3 separate regions of the Homo sapiens genome follow, and regions 1 and 3 are each linked to region 2. The links are chromatin contacts, found by Hi-C or POLR2A ChIA-PET in ENCODE. All regions are on one chromosome and are shown on one strand. The core of a region is the stretch at or near the end of the contact, and the rest is flanking DNA. Distances in the headings are between cores, read along the strand shown. Region 1 overlaps ELOVL5 (ELOVL fatty acid elongase 5). Region 2 holds the start of MCM3 (minichromosome maintenance complex component 3). Region 3 holds the start of GCLC (glutamate-cysteine ligase catalytic subunit).

What was found. A loop is a pair of places that touch in the nucleus more often than their neighbours do. ChIA-PET counts read pairs that join two places held with the same protein, here RNA polymerase II (POLR2A). Pooled maps may share reads with other maps.
Region 1: a map of naive thymus-derived CD4-positive, alpha-beta T cell shows a loop between it and region 2 (21-fold over the local background). The contact joins the enhancer-like site here to the promoter of MCM3 in region 2. A Hi-C loop is called at or near these places in 1 of 168 maps with a recorded cell type or tissue (naive thymus-derived CD4-positive, alpha-beta T cell) and 6 of 50 pooled maps. POLR2A ChIA-PET finds 5 or more read pairs at or near these places in 1 of 52 experiments (Panc1).
Region 3: a loop to region 2 is called in a map of CD8-positive, alpha-beta T cell, with 5 times the contacts of the local background. The contact joins the promoter of GCLC here to the promoter of MCM3 in region 2. A Hi-C loop is called at or near these places in 4 of 168 maps with a recorded cell type or tissue (B cell, CD4-positive, alpha-beta T cell, CD8-positive, alpha-beta T cell and 1 more), 5 of 37 single-sample maps with no recorded cell type and 14 of 50 pooled maps. POLR2A ChIA-PET finds 5 or more read pairs at or near these places in 1 of 52 experiments (activated CD4-positive, alpha-beta T cell).

The regions. Positions count from the first base shown.
Region 1 is chr6:53,298,610-53,302,902 of GRCh38, forward strand. The region is part of intron 1 of ELOVL5 (ELOVL fatty acid elongase 5); the gene reads right to left. Among named protein-coding and RNA genes, the nearest start is that of MIR5685, 24 kb to the left of the region's middle. RefSeq lists an enhancer at 2,724-2,773. Within about 2 kb of position 2,607, at least 18 of the 41 ENCODE cell types and tissues checked have a DNase peak (open chromatin) inside an H3K27ac peak, as active enhancers do; they include Panc1, where a contact is called at or near this core.
Region 2 is chr6:52,282,989-52,287,177 of GRCh38, forward strand. MCM3 (minichromosome maintenance complex component 3) reads right to left here and starts at 1,754. Exons shown (of 17, transcript NM_002388.6): 1 at 1,609-1,754; 2 at 306-418. The coding sequence starts at 1,686. RefSeq lists enhancers at 1,632-1,711, 2,032-2,231.
Region 3 is chr6:53,542,060-53,546,486 of GRCh38, forward strand. GCLC (glutamate-cysteine ligase catalytic subunit) reads right to left here and starts at 3,042. Exons shown (of 16, transcript NM_001498.4): 1 at 2,437-3,042. The coding sequence starts at 2,586. RefSeq lists enhancers at 150-787, 1,726-2,467, 2,306-2,365 and a silencer at 2,586-3,015.

The DNA.
Region 1 (4,293 bases), core at 1,357-3,856, 1.0 Mb after region 2:
CTGGCATGTAGGAAGCCCCCAATAGATGTTTCTGAATGTATGTCTGCCACAGGATTGGCTCCATGATGAATACTGTCAACCACCCACGGCTGTCTCTGCTTCTCGGCAGGGGCACTGCTGGCATTACAGTGGAAACAATCAATGTCCTGTGCATTGTGGATCATTAATTGTCCTTGGTCCCTGTCCACTAAATGCCATCAGTGAGCTCCAATCATTCTGACAACCCACAATGTCCACTTGTAAGCCCTAACACACCCCTAGAGAGACAGCAAGAGAAGGTGGGGGCAAGGCGGGGGGGGGGAGTTGATAATATATCAGGAGAGGAACTTGTCAGAAACAGATATTACCCAAACATGAAAGACAAAACTAAAAGGAATGTACTAATTAAATACACAAATATCTAGCACCTACTGTATATTAATACAAAGGATTGCCAAAATAGGGATAAACATAAAGGAGCATACCTGGTGACCTAGAAAAAATGAGACATTCATAATGGGGAAAAGGATCCAGATATAGTAAAGCAAAAACAAAATCCAGTTTGCAAATGAGCAGACAGTAGAATGATGATATGAATATAAGCTGAATATATGTTCAAAACCATGCTGTAACAAAATTCAAACAAAAGTATTCTGAGATCAAACAGGAGGAATATGTCTAACAAAAATAAGGGAATCAATCATTTCACTTTTTAATTAGATCTTTCAGAGGGCTGTAGTCAGGGTCAGTTTCTATGTAATGAGGAAATAAAGAAGCTGGAAACAAGAGTGAAGAAATGTTTCAAAGTGAAAATACAGATTGGTGGGGCAGGAATGGAGAGGGTAACAGTAGTGGCCCCGGAAAAATATGAAGCCCAGTAATTGCGATAAATGACCTATTACTATAAGGACAAATGCCTAGGACATAGTCCAATTTGAGAATCTAGGCTAACATCACGGCAACAGAAAAGCAGCTTGATTAAACATAAGGTAAAATTTCAGTCCAAGAGTACTGAACCAGCAGCAGGCTACCAAAAGAGACTGTGGAATTTAGTATTTGGAGATATTGAAGAATCCTGTTACAAGCCATCTGTCCCAAATAATCTGAGTCTAAACCATCTTGAAGAGGCCCTGTGGAAGCTGGCAGGCACAGGAGCACTCTTTCATCTTTATAAAATGAAATGTGTTCTCTACAAAAGCACACGCAAGAAACGATTTTTGTCAGAAACGGTACATCTGTTCTTAGACTGCATTTCTTCTCGGCTTGAGAATTTTTCTCCTAGGTTTGCAGAACTTTTCACAATCAAACTTAGGAATATATTGAAAGAGCCAACAAAACATTCTCTAAAAGAACAGATACATGTGGGGAAATGATAATAATTTTCAAATTATTGTTCCTGCTTATTGTTTCTGAAATGACTACAGTGAAAAGGGAGAAGGGGCAGGTAGAGGTAGGCCCTGGACAACAGGCCCTAATCAGGAGAGTCCTGAGCTGTGGATCCCAAGCTTGATTTTGGGCTGGACTCTGGCATGTTCAGTATTTCCCCCAAACTCTCCCCTACCACACCCACAATTGGATATATACTGTAATCTTCTCAGGCAAGGCTGTTTGTTTCTGCACAGGTTACTAAGAGACACCTTCACCAAAAGCTTCATCATTTACTCAATACAACCTCATGTTTGTCAAGGCAGCCCCATAACTAGTGTCCCTCAATACCATGTACTCATTTTTCATTCATACCACACACCGAGTGCCTACCACATGCTAGGCACGGAGACCTGAAGGCCCTGGGATTGCAGGCTGGTGAGAAAGACCATAAACATATATTAATTACAGACAGAAACACACGTACAATACGATATGCAAAATAACTGTTAGCAAAAAAAATAAAGCAGAATAAAGGGGCTGGAATCATGGAGTGGGAATTTATTTTGGAAAACATAGAGAAGGCAGCCTGAGAAGGTGGCAACAGAGCAGAGCCTGAATGGTGACAGCAAGCCACACATCTACCAAGGGAAAGGGTGGGTGTTCCATTTAGAGGCACAAATGAGCACAATGGCCCTGGGGTCAGGGCTAGGCTGGCATGCACAAGGACCAGAAGCCATGACAGGAGTGGGCAGCACAATGGGAGGCCTTCTGTCCTCCACTCCGTCTGGTGCCCAGGCCTTGCTCAGCAGTAGACAGAGGTCAGTCATGAGAGCTTTCTTGAGACCTTTCAGAGAGCTTGTGGCCAACGGGCTAGGAACAGAAGAGGGTGCCAATCCTTATCTGCTCACACTGCTACCATCTCCTAACCCTCCTTCCTGCAGCCCTCCTGCCAGCAACGTGCCCTTTTCATTCCCATCTTCCTTGCTGAGCCTCATCTGCTATGCCACATGAACAGTACAAAGGTCTCAGCAAATGAATTCTTCATCACCAGGCTAGGCTGGCCTGCCCTGTTAAGTAAATTGGGCACTTGCTGAGTGGTCTGTGGGCTGAGCTATACTCTTTTGTACTAAAGGAATGGGAGGCACAGGGCTATGCAAAAGTCTTGACACTTTGCCTAGTAATCTGGATTTATGGGAACGGCATGACCTACTTTGCACAAGATGCCCAATCACACTGCCAGGTCTGTGGTTGGCCTCACTGGTGCGGTTTCCTATCTTCTGAGCTACGGTGGGCCAATGACATAACTTCTCAATAACCCGAATCACACTACAGGCAGCCTGGGTGAGCTGGGTCAAGTGGGAACACAGCTGCTCTGTACAATTGTACTAGCAGGGACCAAGCCCAGGCACTAGGCTCCATGGAAAAGGAGCTTTAGTCCTACATGCAGCAAAAGAATAAGCTATTCTTTGATCTGGCTGGTTCCCCACACACTGACAGGAAAATGGACAGGGCTGGGAGTGGCCAGCACTTCCCAGGAAAAAGACCACGCTGACACCAAGCCAAAGCATCGATTCCCATCCTCTTTAACCAGGAGTCTCTGACCTGCACTCAACCTAGGGGGCTTCCCAGAATTACAGGTTACAACAGGGAGTAGTAACAGGGCCCAGTGAAAAAAAGTCCCAATGAAAACAGTCTTCCAAAGCTATTCACTAGTTCAAGAGCCACACACAGAAAATAATGACAGTAAAAATGGATTACGGGCAGGTAAATTAGAACCAATTTTAAAGAATTCCTTTTTAACGCACATTTTCCAAAAGACACTCCTAATTTAAAAAGCCGCTTCCCATTATAAGATTCTGGAGTGTTTTTGGTAACCATGCAACTATATTATAATTGTGTCTCATTTTAAGTATCTCACTACAAAAAACTGACTGGAGCTGACCATTCTCTTTATAAACTACCCTATATTTAAAGATACAGCTGAAAGGAGCAAGAGAGTGTGAGGGAGTTCAGCACACCTTCGTCTGACTCACCCCCACCACCATGGATCAGTTCTGCGCTCCTGGCTAGTTCCCTCCCCATGTACTATACTAAGTGTTGTAGAATTTTAGGATCCTTGGGCCTGAATTCGAGAGAAAGACTGGAACTACCATAGCCTGGAATACAAAAACCTGGAAATACTAACACGAGCAGAACAAAGAACAAAACCCAAAGCCCTAAAGAGAGTCCTGCTCATGTGGAAAATCCATCTGTCCACTGTTCAACTCCCTCCAGGGGCAAGTATATGCCCAGGTGAATCACGTGTGGGAGGTTAAGTCAACATCAGTGCTCACTTTGAACTAATAATCAAACTAGTTGCTAGAAGCATGTTTGAAAAAAGACACTACAATAAGCTTTACAGCAAATCAGTCCCCCTCCACCTCCTTTCCACTTGGCTCCCAAGGACAACAGAACATGAGGGGATGGGGGTAGGTGGCAACAACGGAAGGAGGTGGTTGGGGTTAATGAGGAGAAGGCACAGTCACAATTCTCAAGATGAAGTACGTCTCAAGGAGAGTGCAAATATTAAGCATCTTGGCCATTTCTACCTGGGGTAGGAGAGAGTGACAAAGCTGCCCAGCAAAGGAAAAGTACTGGGATCTTAAGGCAAATCTGTTTTAAAAGGTATCAAGATTTTTAAAAATATACATTATAGTAAAGAGTTGGTATAAGAATTATATTAAAGAAAAGTTTATTTCCTAAACCCACAACCAGGCTGTTTGCTGACTCTAAAACAGTAAAGATATTTTTAGGGCCAAGTCTTGGTTTGTCTGGCTTCTAAGGCAGCAGTCAGCTTGCTTTGAAAGCTCCCTTTCCTGTGGTATCAGTCAAGTCACATTCCTTTTGATTTAAAAACGTTTAGCTATTGTCTAGCTTAACTTCATCATATCCTGCTTTACTTTTTTT
Region 2 (4,189 bases), core at 504-3,003:
TCTCAGTAAAACACCATCCTATAAGACTCAGTAAAATACCAGAACTAAGGACCAACTTCACCTCAACTTATCAAAGATATAAAAATGATATTCAGCTAAACATTGGAAGGAGGGGCATTTGGGAGGAAAATGCCAACCACCCACTTTTTGAAAAAAAAAAAAAAAAAAATAGGTGCAGGTGAGCTACGAGGGCTTGTAGATCAATCCTGTTTCATACAAGTCCTCTCCTGAGAGGCTGTTCCAATCTGGCCAAGAGGGAAGGGAGCCATTCTCACTGACAGCCAGTATATCCCCTTGCCTCTCACCGGTTAGCCCTCTTCTCGTTTTTCCTGCGCAGGTCATTCACATTGACAATCAGCCGGTATTGGTTGTCACTGATCAGCTCCCGAACTTTGCTCTGATAAATTCCCTGGTCTTCCTGCAAAACAGCCACCACATATCACCATAGCCACAAATTTAAAAACAATGTTTCTAAACAGAAGTAGTTCTCATAGCCAGATAGCTAAGTCAATCTCTGCAGCAGAGCTGAATCCCCAGTAAGTATGTGCTCATCAATTTCTCCCTTTCATTCACTGTTTTTAGATTCGAAATAACACCCTAAGAGGGGACTATAAGAATTATAATGACTTCCTCAAGGTCCATGCTGTTATTCCCATCATCATGGACAACTTTTCTGCATGCTGTAATTTCTGTCTTTAGTGGAGAATTAAAATGAGCTCATGAGAAGTCTAAATGGACAGTAAGTGCAAACTTTGTTAAAATGTTAAGTTAAACCTAGCAATGTGAATGTTAAAGGTAACAACGTGAATAGATGGATATGTTGTTTCACTGTAGTAATCATTTCACCATGTATATCAAAACATGTGCACTTCAAATATATACAATAAAAATGTAAATAAAACAGACTCTTAATAGTCACATTAAAATGGCTTTTCATTTAAGAATTATGTAAAAAGTAATATTTTTTCCAATCATCTCTATAATACGGAAAGGGTTCTCATACCCCGACCTAAAGGAATAGAGAATCTCAGCTATTTGGTCACATCATCAACCCTTCAAGATGGTTTTTTCAACATTCTATGGCTTTAAGTCTTGGGTTGCACATAAAATCCCCTTGGCCTGCACACAAAACACTTTTTATCTGCATCTTAGTTGGTATTGAAAAAGAATGCAGCCGAATTATGGAGTCTTTTCCTCCAGGTAAAACGTCAGTCCCTAAAATCTGAGCACTCTGCAACGCGGCTGGTCACTATAGCCCTAGGGCAGCCCCTCCCCCACAGTCTCCTCAAATCAAGAGAGAGCAGTGAAATGCAAAAGGCCGAGGTGGGCTTTGCCAATCTGCTTGCACTTAATGGGAACCTGTCGCCTTTTGCGCGCCCGGACCATCGCTTGTACTTAAGAGAAAGCTGGCTTCCTAAGAGTTCACTTATCGAACACAAACTAGCGAGTCCGGCGTTGAGAAGTTACAAGATTGGGGCTGGAGGCTCGGGCCCGGCAGGCTCCGCTGCGGCACACGGTCTGGAGGTCTGGCGGGCCTCTGGCTTCCCGGCCGGGCCGCGTCCGCAGGGGCTCCGAGCGCTAGAGCCCGCGCGCCGGCGCCTCCCTCACCTCGTCGTCCAGGAAGTCCAGGTAATCTCTCTGAGCCTCCCGCAGCTCCACATCGTCCAGCACCACGGTACCCGCCATGCCCGCTGCCAAAGAACTACCTCCACCAAAGTCGCGTGGAGGTTCCCAGGATGACTCCACCCCGGCGCGAAAACTTCCGAACTCTTCCCGCCACCAAAGGTTACCTCGAGGAAGAGGCGGGGACCTTGGGAGCATATAAGCATTATGATTGGCTGAGTTCTCTGAGGTCGGACTAGCGACTGTCCAATCAAAAGCTTCTTCTTCTTCGGGTTTTCCGCTGCGCGCCCCGCGGTGGCGGGAAACGTACCATCCGGGATTCTCTGTTCCTCCCCTCCCTCCGCCTCACTCACTGACGAGCAAACTGACCAATAGGGCTGAGAGGAGGCTCACAGAGGCTGGTCATTGAGCAGCTGGAGGGGACAGGCTGGCGAGAGGGAAAGCATTGCGTTCTGGGAGTTGTAGTGTTCTCCCTCCTTTCCGGATGTTTTTGCAGGGTTTTTCAAGCTGCAGAACTTTTGACCCGATGCAACGACCAAATTCAGAGGATGGTGCTTTATAACGCAGGGAGATGAAAACATAAAAGCAAATCATTTTTAAGATATATCCAAATCAGAACTGCCCTCCAGTGGCATCCTAGTGTAAAAGTGGATTTTGAGAATCTATAGGATAGAATATAGAACTACAGTACCTTAGGGAAAGATTAGTTAAAAACCCATTTGCTATCTGATACCGTTGCCTGACGAACTCCATAAAGACATCGCCGCAGAGAAGGATGAAGTGAAAAAAAAAATCTGTGTTTACCCTGCCCCCTAGAGACTTCATCGTGTGTTATACAAATTTTGGAAACCGTTACTACTCCATCTTACTTAATAACAGGTAAATTAAAGGCTTTCTGGTCTTATAAAAAGATCACAAGATCCTTTTAAGTAACTTAGCTTACTGAACGATCAGCTCAAGAGGGGAAAAAGTGTTTCACGTCACTTTGATTAAATATCAATCAGTAACTAACAGCAAATCTGAAACCATAATGACTAAAAGATCATCGCACGTCCAAATTTGTATGTTTGTTTTCAGTCCGTCGTGGTTGGCTTTTTCTTATATTTCTAGTTTTATTTTGAGATATAATGTATATACAGTAAAATGCACAAATCTTAAGTGTACAGCTCAGTGAATTTTTACCTGTGCTTACACCCATGTAACCACTCTGCACAATAAAGAGCAAGCCCATTGCCCCAGCATGTGTTTTTAATTTTACTGAACAAGAAGCTGAAATACTGGATTGCCCAACATCAGACATTTGATAATTCTTTATCTGAAATTTCAGCCAACTATTAGCTTATGTTTTAAAGTCTTCAGGACTCACTATGTACTGATAAATATTCTAAGAATAATCTGCCTAAACAAAATATATAGGCCATCTATTTGTGTGGGTATATGTATTTCTAGTTATTATTCAGTTTATAGTTACTGTATGTTTTGTGCCATCCTAGTGGGCAGATAAATCGATCCTTAGCCAAAGCAAAAAGGCTGTCATTTGACTGCTTGCTTTTATGTTTATTAACGGGCAAAAAAAAAAGAAAATTCTAGAATAAAGATACTGTTTGCCGTTATATAGCAAGAGGTAATTACTGATTTATTAAGACTTTTTACTCATAACTCTTATTTTATGAACTTATTGGACAGAGTACTGAGATATCCTCTGCTCTGGAAACAATTTGAAATTAACACTAAAAGAACCGGGAAGCTTAGTTCAAACTAGCAAAGAAGTCGAGTCATTTGTAGTAGAAAGTCCAAAAGAGTGGAAATCTGAAAACCACATCTTTGATTCTCACACTTTTTTCTGGGCTTGTTTCCTTATATACAGTATAAGATGAAGAAACTGAATTAGAATATCTCTGATAATCTGTCTTACTCTAACATTCCATGAGCTAATGGCAAATTTGGAAACTATGTAAAGACAATTCTATTTAATGAATTAATCATGCCATGGTCTTTGATAAAGACTTGATTTGTCCCAATATAATCATCTTCAGCTGTGAAGGACACACCGCTATTTAATTGGTGTTTCTCCCTTCTTTCATTAGGGCATGAAATCTTTAAGCAGAGGAAATGTATTTCCTTTGTTATCCCCGACACCTGCAAACTGCCCAAAATCAATCAGGTTGTTGCTACAGAAAAATTAGGGGCATTTGTACATATCTCATAAAAAGTCCAGCTGAGCTTAGCCCGTAGTCCTCCTCTATCCTGATTCAAAATTAAAAAGCACATATAATCTAATAAAGTAGTGTATCTACAGTTTCCATACTTGGGTCACATTCCTGCTTTCCTCCATTTCAATTTTCTTTCCACCCTAGACTTTAATGGACTCAAGCCCATCTCCAAGGCTGCCTAAACGCTAGGGGGCTCCCTGGAGAGCAGAGTATACAGGAAGAGAATGGAAAGAAAACAAGATTGCAAAGAGATTGCAAAATAGATGTAATACTGCCATTTTTCTATGTCCTCAGGGTCCAAAAAATACCCAAAGACACAATACAAATCCATAATAAATATTATTACAAGAAAT
Region 3 (4,427 bases), core at 1,792-4,291, 1.3 Mb after region 2:
TTGCCCAGGCTGGCCTTCAACTCCTGGGCTCAAGCAATCCTCCTGCCTGGGCCTTCCAAAGTGTTGGGATTACGGGCCACCACGCCCAGCCATTATTAGAGTCTTAATACAATACCAAAGTCTAATTCTCCACAGATCTGCTCAGCGTAATTTTTTCAAGAAGTGTTATGACCTGGCTGAAATGCTGGGTCCAATTTTCTCTCCTTTATAGATGCATAATACAAGTTTGCATTATGGCCACTCTTTTCCAAGCCCCTTGATCTTTTGGAGTGGGAAGGAGGTAAACCTATTGCAAATCTCTCCATGAAAGCCTGTTAAAGCAGAGACACGTACTTCAAGGCTCTACTCTTCAGCTCTTCCCACTTCAATTTACCCAACAACTACAAAAGTTACTTAAAATAGGTAGTTCTAAATGCTCTTCCTGCCAACAGGAGAGGCCTTTTTTAAAAGGGTAAGATTAAGGATTCCTGGAGTGTCTTGCAGGAATACACCAAATGGGACAAAGATGGATAAGGGGTGGTGGGGGGTGGGGTGTTGTCTCCAGAAGGAGTTGCTGAGCTCCAACTGTGCTGCAAATTTCCTGTTGATGTAGTTCTACCTGGGACAATGACTACCAAAGACTTGAACTGCCTGTCTTTGTAGAGAGACCTAGTTAAATGTCAAAAGCAGCACAGGGCCCGGCACATTGGCTCATGCCTGTAATCCCAGCACTTTGGGAAGCCGAGGCGGGTGAAAAGTCAGGAGTTTGAGATCACCCTGACCAACATGGTGAAACCCTATCTCTACTAAAAATACAAAAATTAGCTGGGCGTGGTGGCAGGCACCTGTAATCCCAGCTACTCAGGAGGCTGAGGCAGGAGAATTGCTTGAACCCGGGAGGCTGAGGTTGCAGTGAGCCGAGATCACACCATTGCACTCCAGCCTGGGCGACAGAGCAAGATTCTGTCTCAAAAAAAAAGAGCAGCACAAAAAAATGTCAAACTTTGAACTGCTCTACAATGACTAGTTACCATACAGTGGGAACTTGAAATAGTAGTTCATTCACTCATTCATGCCACAAGGACCTGATGCCAACTACACCAGGCACAAGGCTGGGCTCTAGGAAAACAGAGGTGAACAAGCATAATGTCCCTGCCCAATTTCGTCTTACATTTTCCTGTGACACACAATACAAAAATGAATATACAAAATGGCAGATGCTGTAAAGAAACTATGAACTTTACAGTAAAACTGAAGAATCATCACCAAAACACATGCTGTGCTTTTTCTGTTCAAAGAAGTGTGACAAACCACTTTTTGTAGAAATGTGAATTACTAGTCATCATACTTTCCTAATTTAAAACAGCACAATTTCTTCAGCTGTAGGAGGTAGAATCCCAATCTTAGAAAAAAAAAAAAAACTAACTTTTTGAAAGGAGATATTCTGCACTGGTGTAACAGCACGTCAGCACTTAGGCCAAGATTGATAACAACACTGGCCAAAAGATAAACAATTTACACAGGTGGCAAGCCATCTAAGGCAAAAGCTAAAAACAAAAACAGAGATGGACTTCTCAAGAAGTCATTTAATGTGTACTGCATACACACGTAATTTTCAAAAACAGAAAGGGAAGGCACAAAAAGTTTTGGCAGATGACACTAAATCAACAGTTTTAACATTGCTGCATTCCAGATCATTCCAATAAACAATGGTTCAACCTACTGAGAATCTAGAGACATTTCATCTCTAGGCAGAACACTGGTTTGTAAAGTTTAGTTGCTGGACCTAGGCCATGGAAAGACACAAGCAAATCCTAATGTTGAAACTCTAAATGCATTCCCACTTAGAATTAAACAGGAAAGGGAAGGTTCCTCCCCCATGTAGGAAACTGAGCCGTAATTTACTGGTTTCAATTTATAGCTATGAAGTGTGTGTGTTTTGGAGGGGAGGGAAGATGAGAAGTTGGAGAGGTTTAAGGAAAAGACACCTGCATGAGGTAGGGCAGAAGTGGACATCCTGAAGACCTGATTTCTAAAAGCAGCAGGCCTACTAGGAAAACTTAAATCTCTTTCATATTGACCGCAAAAGCGAATTTTGAGCCTGTAAGGTGGATCATGGTAGTTGCCGGTCTGCAGATACACTAGGTTGAAGACTCGCAGCACCTAATGTCACTTTTTCATGCTCACGCCCTCCCAGCGCCCAATCCGTGTTTATGGAATGAAGGGGAAAACCCAAAAGAATGAATGAACAAGAAAGGAGTCTAGTCAGGAGGATGGCCCTGGACGCGGACTAGGCGAAAGCAGGGACGATGCTCCCGGGGCCGGGAGGCGCTCGAGGACCCCCGGGCGCAGTGGAGAACGCGGACCGCGATAGGGCCGGGGGCGTAGGGCAAGACAAAGGCAGCGCGGGCGGCCAGACACGGGTGCCCGGCGGGGACGGGGACCGCGGGCGCTCACCTCATCGCCCCACTTGAGAACGTCCTTGTGCCGGTCCTTGACGGCGTGGTAGATGTGCAGGAACTGGAGGATCCCGTGCCGCCGCACGTGGTCGGCATGGCGCTTGGTTTCCTCCCAGCTCAGCGGCGAGCCCTGGGACAGCAGCCCCATGGCCGCCCCCTCCTCCTCCTCCTCCTCCTCCGGGCTGACGGCGGTCGCCCGCTCCGGGCGCGAGACGGACACTCAGCCGCCCGCAGAAGGCGGCTGCCGCTCCACCCCGCGGGGGCGCTCTCGGGCCGCAGTCGGCGGAGGGAGGGTCCTGCCCGCTCCGGCTCCCCGGCGGCGGCCCCTGGCGCCCAGGTGACAGACCCTGGGTCCGACGCACCGCGCGGAGGCGAAGGCAGAAGACCGAGAGCAGGCGGGACGGCTCTCGGCCCGGCGGCCTCGCCCTCCCCGCTGCTCCTCCTCCCGCTCCGATGCGGCGGCGGCGGACCCCACGGCCGCGCTGCCGCGGCGGCTCCCGCTTCTCTTTGCCGGTCTGGTGCACTGGCTTCTTCCTACTTGTGACCAAAACCTGCGCCGCCGCGGAGCATGCCCAGTCTTTGCGTCCGCTAGCTCGCCGCTCCTGGGCGCGATCCTGCGCTCCAGGTTTTATAGACTACGGGCGAAGGCGGGGAGAGGAGGCGGTGCAGCGGCGGAGGCGTGGCCTGAAGCCCGGTGGGAACCGCGGGGGCTCAGGAGGCGTGTGCAAGGGTGATTGGGTCGCAGTTGAGGGGAGCAGCTCGCGAGAAGGGGGCGTGCGGTCGGCCTCGCTTTACGCAAACGCGACATATCAAAATGCATTTTTTTTCCTAATCAGAAGAGATAAACTTGGGATTCGGGAAGAAAGTTGATTATTTGAATCAATGACGAACTCACCATATTATGTTTTAGTTGGACAGGGCCTCACACTTAGAGTGAGAGCGGCAGAATGTGTTGAGAAAAGTATTAACATGGTAGTGAAGTGAAACAGTTCAACTCTAGGCTCCATCACTTACTGACTGTGAGACTTGGGACGAGTTCTTCCCATATCTGCATAAAATTAGATTAATTCTATCTTTTATAGATGTCGTAATTATGTGCATAGTGTACATGTGTATAGTGTTGGCCAAAAAATTGACCTGGTTATTAAGAGGAATCAATTTGTCAACATGTGTAAATCATTATTCCCTACTGTCTTGATTAACTGGTGACCTATGTTCTCTGGATGGCACGGACACCATTTATTGCAAAAAGTCTCCAGACAGACCATATGAGGAACCATCTCCAAAAGTTTATCCTCCATCTAAACCTAAAATTCATCCCTTAAGTGATCAAAATGACGTTCTTGTGAGCCTACCGTGGGGTGGGGTTGAAGATAGTGGGAACACCTAGAGTTGGCCTTATCTCGGAGGGAAAGGAGAGGAAGGAGGTACCGTGCCCCCAAGTGATTGTTTAATAAATATGTGTTGACAGAGCAATGACCTGTCAGGGGAAAAGTGAAGGCAACTAGATCATACATGTACCTACCCAGAAAGTGTGTATTTATCATACCCTCTTCCCTCGCACTACAGAGTTAACATTTAGTAAGCACTTATTAATTGCTAAATGAGTGAGTACATGATAGCAGGATTCTCTTCTCCCACAGCCTTCATATTGGATGTGCCCCTCACAGGGCTTGGGGGCATGAATACCCAAGGTCTGGCTGGGATTTCCACAATGGTGTGTGTGTGTGTCTGTGTGTCTGTGTGTGTGTGTCTGTGTGTGGTAGGGATGTTTGAAGCTCAGGAGAAGATGTTTCCATCCTCATCACACAGGTGGGATAGAAATCAAACCACATTCTAATTTTTCCACAGCCTTTTCAACAACCTCCTTTGCCCTCCCACCAACCTCACCAGATCTGTATATGGTTCTGGCACTCTGTTGTTTTTCCTGCTTGAAATTCTCCATCTGACACACTCATGTTCATCTCTTGAGTCACAGTTATTCCTCTC